Regions from separate parts of the Homo sapiens genome. Here region 1 is linked to region 2. The links are chromatin contacts, found by Hi-C or POLR2A ChIA-PET in ENCODE. All regions are on one chromosome and are shown on one strand. Each heading gives the region's core, a stretch centred on a gene start or an enhancer-like site at or near the end of the contact. The rest is flanking DNA. Distances are from core to core; before and after follow the strand shown.

The links. A loop is a pair of places that touch in the nucleus more often than their neighbours do. ChIA-PET counts read pairs that join two places held with the same protein, here RNA polymerase II (POLR2A). Pooled maps may share reads with other maps.
Region 1: a pooled map shows a loop between it and region 2 (2.4-fold over the local background). The contact joins two enhancer-like sites. A Hi-C loop is called at or near these places in 1 of 50 pooled maps. POLR2A ChIA-PET finds 5 or more read pairs at or near these places in 2 of 52 experiments (H1 and WTC11).

What each region holds. Positions count from the first base shown.
Region 1 is chr19:42,464,967-42,468,900 of GRCh38, reverse strand. All of the region lies in intron 1 of LIPE-AS1 (LIPE antisense RNA 1), which reads right to left. Among named protein-coding and RNA genes, the nearest start is that of CXCL17, 24 kb to the right of the region's middle. RefSeq lists enhancers at 2,810-3,019, 2,764-3,264. Within about 2 kb of position 1,785, at least 9 of the 41 ENCODE cell types and tissues checked have a DNase peak (open chromatin) inside an H3K27ac peak, as active enhancers do.
Region 2 is chr19:42,362,881-42,366,626 of GRCh38, reverse strand. It overlaps MEGF8 (multiple EGF like domains 8), which reads right to left. Exons shown (of 42, transcript NM_001271938.2): 35 at 3,365-3,579. Among named protein-coding and RNA genes, the nearest start is that of MIR8077, 14 kb to the right of the region's middle. Within about 2 kb of position 1,291, at least 5 of the 41 ENCODE cell types and tissues checked have a DNase peak (open chromatin) inside an H3K27ac peak, as active enhancers do.

The sequences.
Region 1 (3,934 bases), core at 536-3,035, 100 kb before region 2:
GGGTTTCACCATGTTGGCCAGGCTGGTCTCAAACTCCTGACCTCAGGTGATCCACCCACCTCGGCCTCCCAAAGTACAGGGATTACAGGCATGAGCCACCATGCCCAGCCTTAATTTTTATATTTTTAGTAGAGACAAGGTTTCACCAAGTTGGCCAGGCTAGTCTCAAACTCTTGGCCTCAAGCAATCCTCCCACTTCAGCCTCCCAAATTGCTGGGATTAAAGCCATGAGCCACCGTGCCTGGCCCTGCCCCATTTAACTACTGCCTAGCATCCTGGTCTGAATGGAGAGAAGTAATTATAGTTCCCTACGGATGACTCATGACTCCGCAAGGCTCAAATTGCCCTGCCATCTCACTACTACAGTTTGTAAGAACAACTAACAAATCCATTTCTGGTCCCCCAGGGAACATACACTCATTCTCCACTTCTGGGTGTGCTTGAGGCCATGCTGTTGTATCTGGAGAGATGAGGGGCAAGCTGAGGGATAATTGCAGTTGCCACCTCCACCACATTCCCCCCACAGCCTTTCTTAAGGAGCCCAGTGTCTTGCCTTCCCATGGCCACTGTGTCCTAAAAGGGAGAGTCAGAAAGTGGCAAGGGGCTGGACTCACACCCCACTCTCCTGTGTCAGCTGCTGCATGACTGAGCTAGCCTGTCTGGTTCTGAGAGCTCCCAAAGGCTTGCAAGACAGACAGTTGGGTACTGTGAGAATTAGCCCCAGAAGTCCATGTTCAAAAAAAGACAAACCGTTTGTTCCTGAGGAAAGAGATCCTATTTTATTTATCTTTTTTTTTTTTTTTTTTTTTGAGATGGAGTCTCACTCTGTCGCCCAGGCTGGAGTGCAGTGGCGCGATCTCGGCTCACTGCAACCTCCGCCTCCTGGGTTCAAGCGATTCTCCTGCCTCAGCCTCCCAAGTAGCTGGGATTACAGGTGCCCGCCACCACCCCGGCTAATTTTTGTATTTTTAGTAGAAGTGGGGTTTCACCATCTTGGCCAGGCTTGTCTTGAACTCCTGACCTAGTGATCCACCTGCCTCGGCCTCCCAAAGTGCTGGGATTACAGGCGTGAGCCACCACGCCCGGCTTATTTTATTTATCTTTGAGAATTCAGCAACTGGCCCTTGTTAGATACATGAAAAACATCAGTGAAATTTAATTGTTTTTAAAGGGCAGAACGCCTACATGTTGGTTAGAAACAAGCCATAAATCTGACCAATTTCCTGCATGTCAACGTGTCGCCAGTTTTCTGGGAACAGGATGATACCTCTGTCACAGAAGCGATCAAATCCTCTAGGTCCAACTCATAAATCTAAGGGTGTGATGGCTAAACAACCAACATCTGATTTCTGAGAACTGACCTTGGACTATTCAGAAGGTATGGGAATTTCATCCTCCACCTCCCAACCCCTCACATGATTCATACCCAGGAATAAAACAAGGCAGATTTCAGACTGGATTAAGAAAATTTCTAACATCTTATCCAGCCTCTGACAAGTTACCAGGACATTGCACAAAAAGCAGAAACATAAAGAGAGCAAGCCCAGCTCCTAAATCACTTCCTCTCAGCATCAGCACATCAGCAGCCACTGATCCACATTCTGACCCACACGCATGCACCAGACACATGTAATACACTCACAAAGCTTCACCTTAAACTCTTAAGTAGCAGTGACATACAAGACATTATCACAGAACACAGAATCTCACATGTGTTACAGGAGCTCCCCGGACAATACTAACCAAACCGTAAGAATCTAACTCCACCTACCCTTCACCATATCTGTATGAATACTGGGAGCTGGAACATGCACATGTGTCTCTCTGTGCCCTGGATCTGTCAGGTTCTATGGAAAAGGGGAAATATGAAACAGAGACCCTGATGGCTATGAAAAGAATTTCCTGCTATTTGCTTCAAAGACACATAGGCAGGAAACAGTTGGGAAATCTATCAAAACAATCATAGCCTACTCTAGAAACTGAATATTAGAGAGGCAGGCAGAACAGGGAGGGAAGTCATGTTATTACTGGAACATAAGAAGTCTGTGCAATGGCAGGGAAGCTACCAACTGGGCCTCCTTCCCCAGAGCCAAAGGAAGCTCCTGCCTCCAGACTCTCCTCACCACACCCACAGTGGGCCTCTTCAGCCCTTAGAAACACAGAGCTATTCAAGAAGAGATGCAAATAAAACTCACTACTTGTTCCTTTTGGGGGAGGGAGGCACATGTGACAGAAAAAGCAGCATTCGGGGCTCTGCCACACCTGCCTCAACCTACCACTGTTAATCACAGAATCAGAACTTGAGAACACAAAAGATGATCTCACTCAAATCCAACAGCTTACAGATAAGAAAACTCCCGTCCAGAGTGAGCGAGTGACTTTCTCATGGTAACAAAGAACGTCGGTAGCTTAGCTGACACAGAACAAGGCCTCCTCACTCCCAGCCCAGAGCCTTTCCCTCACTTCTGGATCTTCCTGAGGCCAGAGTGTGTGAACATCCCCAAAACTGAGCTGCATAAAACTCTCTGATGTCCTCACCCGAGGCAGTGGGTATAACTGGACTGGCCTTCCAAACTTGCTAGTGGATGAGATGGAAGCAGAAAGATTAATACTTCCTCCTGTTTGTCTGTCTTGCTCAGCTCAGGGCCCTAGGGGAGTCACAAAAGATGAGGACACGTGAAGACTACAGCTGCAGGTAACAGGATCCCCGTTTCACATCCCAGGCTGCAATTCCACTGTCCCCCATTCACTGCTCTCAGCAGTCCCCACTCTTGAGCAGACTGAGGTGAAGCAGCTAAACTTCATGTCACTCCACCTCCATGGCAGAGCATGGCAGGCCCGAGAGAAGTCACTACAACTGCTCCCCTCCCAATGCTCATCGCCCAACCGAGCACCAAACCACATGGAGGTCCTCAGCTGGGAAGTTCCCCAACAGGACAGAGAGAGAAGTGAAACCCATCTGGGGGAGAAAAATAAATGAAAGGTAAATGTAAGAGATGCTGCCTCACAGTGCCTCCTCTGGTATAAAGGCAAGTGCAATTTTATCCACTCTTGGTCCTCCCACCCCACCCCTCCAAGAGCCCAAAGAAAGAAAGAGAGCACGGACCACATTATTGTTTTGGGTTTTGTTTGTTTGTTTGTTTGTTTGAAATGGAGTCTCGCTCTGTCGCTCAGGCTGGAGTGCAGTGGCGTGATCTTGGCTCACTGCTACCTCTACCCACTAGGTTCAAGCAATTCTCCTGCCTCAGCCTCCCTAGTAGCCGGGATTACAGGCATGCGCTACCAAAGCCTGGCTAATTTTTGTATTTTTAGTAGAGACGGGGTTCCACCATGTTGGCCAGGCTGGTCTCAAACTCCTGACCTCAGGTGATCCACCCGCCTCAGACTCCCAAAGTGCTGGGATTACAGGCGTGAACCACCGTGCCGGCCTACATTGTTAATTTTACAGAGGAACAAGACCCAAACTGTGGTGACTGAAGAAGCCAAGATTCCATTTCCTTCCAGAACCAGACATTCAGCCTTAAATCAGTAGGTCTCAAACATCAATGTTTGAGAAATTCTTCTTTCAGTTGGCCCAAGTGATAACTATAGATCTCAGGGTATTTTTTGTTTTGTTTGTTGTTGTTTTTGTTTTGAGACCGTCTCACTCTGTTGCCCAGGCTGGAGTGCAGTGGCGCGATCTCGGCTCACTGCAACCTCTGCCTCCTGGGTTCAAGCAATTCTCCCACCTCATCTTCCTGAGTAGCTGAGAGTACAGGTGCACACCCCCATGCTCAGCTAATTTTTATATTTTTAGTAGAGACAGGGTTTCACCATGTTGGCCAGGCTCGTCTTGAACTCCTGACCTCAAGAGATCCCCCGCCTCGGCCTCCCAAAGTGCTGGGATTACAGACACGAGCCATCGCGCCTGGCCTAGATCTCGGTTGTTTGTTTT
Region 2 (3,746 bases), core at 42-2,541:
AGGTGCTCAATGATAAATTCGCTGAAGAGAGGGAGGGAGGATGAGAGGAAGGAGGCAGACCAGAGAAGGAGTGTCTCCGCTGCCTGCCCCAGACTCACAGGCCAAAGCCATTAAAAAGAACAATGCTGGGCCAGGCGTGGTGGCTCATGCCTGTAATCCCAGCACTTTGGGAGGCCGAGGCAGGTGGATCACAAAGTCAGGAGTTCGAGACCAGCCTGGCCAATATGGTGACACCCAGTCTCTACTAAAAATACAAAAATTAGCCAGGTGTGGTGGCGTGCATCTATAGTCCCAGATGCTTGGGAGGCTGAAGCAGGATAATCACTTGAACCTGGAAGGTGGAGACTGCAGTGAGCCGAGATCATGCCACTGCACTACAGCCTGGGCGACAGAGCGAGACTCTGTTTCAAAAAAAGAAAAAAAGAACAATGCGGGATGGTTAGAATCAGGCAGCCCTTGAGCCAAATCATAACAGGTATCACCTGCACGCCTATTATGTTTGATTTGTGCGGTGGAATCTAAGCCAACACTTCTTTTTTTTTCTTTAGACGGAGTCTCACTCTGTCACCCAGGCTGGAGTACAGTGGTGCGATCTCAGTTCACTGCAACCTCTGCCACCCAGGTTCAAGCGACTCTCCTGCCTCAGCCTCCCGAGTAGCTGGGATTACAGGCACCTGCCACCATGCCTGGTTAATTTTTGTATTTTTAGTAGAGACAGGGTTTCACCATATTGGTCAAGCTGGTCTTGAACTCCTGACCTCACGATCCACCCACCTCAGCCTCCCAAAGTGCTGGGATTACAGGTGTGAGCCACTGCACCTGGCCTAATTTTTTTTTTTTTTTTTTTTTTTTTTAGAGACGGGGTCTCGCTCTGTCACCCAGGCTGGAGTGCAGTGCTGTAATAATGGCTCACTGCAGTCTCAACCTCCCAGACACAAGTGATCCTCCCACCTCAGCCTCCCAAGTAGCTGGGACTACAGACACACACCACTATGCCTGGCTAATTTTTTTTTTTTTTTTTTTGTAGAGATGAGGGTCTTGCTATGTTGCCCAGGCAGGTCTCGAACTCCTGGCCTCAAGTAATCAATCTGTCTCAGCTTCTTGAAGTGTTGGGATTACAGGCCTGAGCCACCCCACCCAGCTAAGCCATCACTTTAAAGCTAGGAGGTTTCATAGAAAGTCTGGTAAAAGTCCCCTCTCACATTCACATACACCATCAACAATGCTCATCTGGCCCCTGGGGACAGGCTGTGCTCTCCAATTCACTGGCCCCACCTCTTCCCCTTGCCACCCTCCTGGCCACTCCCCCATCTCCTTAGCTGCCCCAGCTCTTCAGGCGTGTGAGAACTTGGCAAGCACCGAGAGGCTGGGGGAACAGCGCATGCCCGCAGGACTGTGGGTATGCCTTCTGCTCCCTGGAGCTCCCACAAAGATAAATGATGGAAATTTCAATAATATCTGGGGAGAACCCATACTACCATTAGGATCCCAGGCTTGGAGACGAGAGGCCTCTGCTTACCACAGACCAAAATCACAGGGGCTTCTGCCCTTCTGGCCACATTGACAGCCCCCATGGGGAACTCCCGCAGCCACCCTCTTGGTGTGTCCCATACAGTGGAGACTGGGAATCCTCCCAGTGGCAGGACTTGGGTCAGCCAGATTGGCCCTCTCACCACTGCTCATTACAGTAACAATGATCATGATCATTAGCCATTTTTTAGTGCTTCCTGAATGGCAGGCATTGCTCTATGCTCTAAGTAAATTCTCCCCCATTTAACTGGTACAACCTCCCTAGGGGACAGGATCTAGTGAAATGATTCCCATTTTAGCAAACTCTCCCTGAGGTCTTGGAGAGGGGAAGTCACTCATCCAAAGTCAAACAGCCAGGAAGTGGCCAAGTTGGAGTCAAACCCAGATCCCACTGACTTCACAGCCTGAGCTTTTGATCGCAAGGCAAACTACCTCCGGGTGAGAGCTAATGTACCACTCCCAGGCAGGGCTCCTGGCACTGGATGCCAAGGTCTGTGGGATTCTTGGTCCTCCACACCCTGCCCTCCTGGTCTCGAATTTCCACGAAGTGCTGTTGGTTTCTTTAGTCCACCTCTCAAAATGGCAAGTGTCCCACATCCCTGCACTGTTGTCTACTAGTGTCTGGGTGGTGGCTGGACTGATCACTTAGTTCATGGGTTGTCGGATGGTGAGCAGTTTTGCCTCAATTGGGTCTTGCATAATCGAGGTATGAATGAGGAGTGGGCTCTGGCTGAGTGACATTGCTTCCACATGTGACAGTGGGAGGTGAATGTGTCTTATCTCCCACGGGGGGGCAGTGGGGTGGGGTGCGAATGCCTTTGTCTGCCACCACGACAGTTTAATCATGTCAGGTGGAAGCGTCTTTGGAATGGAGTTTCTGGAAACAAGAGAGCATGTGCCAGGCACTCCAAGGGGTGGACTGTCACGGGTACACACATGCCTGCCTAGGCCACACCCACCTTCAGGAATCATCTCTCCACCCCACAGCCTAGAAGAGGCCTAGATCTGACGTGCCACGTTTGAACCACGTGCTCCTAGCCCTCCCTGGCCACATCCCACTACACCAAGGCTGGACATGTAGCTCGTGCACTAAGTCAGAGTTTCTCCTCGAGAATGTGAGCTAACCGACAAACACAGAGATGAACGTGGTCTCTGGAATTAGAAGGCATCTAGACTGGGAGTCAAGGCTGCAATCTGAGGCCATGTGTGTTGACTATCAGACCGACAGAAACCCGACAATGGAGAAGTGTGGAGAACAGCTGAGATTACGGGTCATGTGGCCTGAGAGCAACAGAGCAGAAACACTTCCTGCTCTCAGAGTCCATCAAATACCCACACTTCCTTATAACAAAACCAGCTCGAGGGAGTGTCTGTTTCTTATAACCAAAAGTTCCATAAGTAGAGAGAGAAAGAGAGAGAGGAGGGAAGCAGAAAAGGTTTGGGAGGTTGAAGGAAGAAGCATTAAGAGTCGTGGATGTGAACCTATGAATTATATCGACAAAATTAAAAACAAAAAATTAAATTAAAATTTTTTTAAAGTCATGGAAAGGATGAGGAGACCATGATACCATGGACAAGAGTTGGAGAGGCAGAGGCCAGGGGTTGGGAAAGTGGCACACACAGAAGCATGGCTGGAGGACACAACAGGGACCCTCATGAGGCAACGAGGGAGGAAAGAGATGGTGGCACGAGAAGGAAGCACGACTGCAGCTAGAGCCAGGGAGATGGAAGGAGGAGGGTGGAGGAGATGGTGGAAGAAAGGTCCCTGCCAGCGCAGAGAGGAGGGAGACCTGCCCGGGCCCTTGCCTGGCACGGTCCTGGCCAGGTGCAGTACCTGCTGCAGGCTGCTGCTCCAAACACAGTGCTGCCAGCCCCCATCTGCTCCCTTAGAGTCCAGGCAGGAGGTACAGTTGGGTAGGAGGTGACAAGGGGTGGGGCAGGGCAGTGGGGGTGATGATTCCACCGGCATGGGGGACACATTCAGCAGAGAGTGGCTGAAGCACGTCCAGTCATAGGTGGGCTGCACGGAGAGGATGCGGCGGGTCTCCCCTGGGGGTGGGGCACGGGGATTAGAACCTCAGACCCAGGAGATCGCAAGCCCAGCCCCTCCTCCCTCAGACCCAGGAGCTCAGGCCCAGCCCCTCCTCCCTTAACCCAGGAATCCAGCCCCAGCCCCTCCTCCCTCAGACCCAAGAGATCAGGTGCCCAGCCCCTCC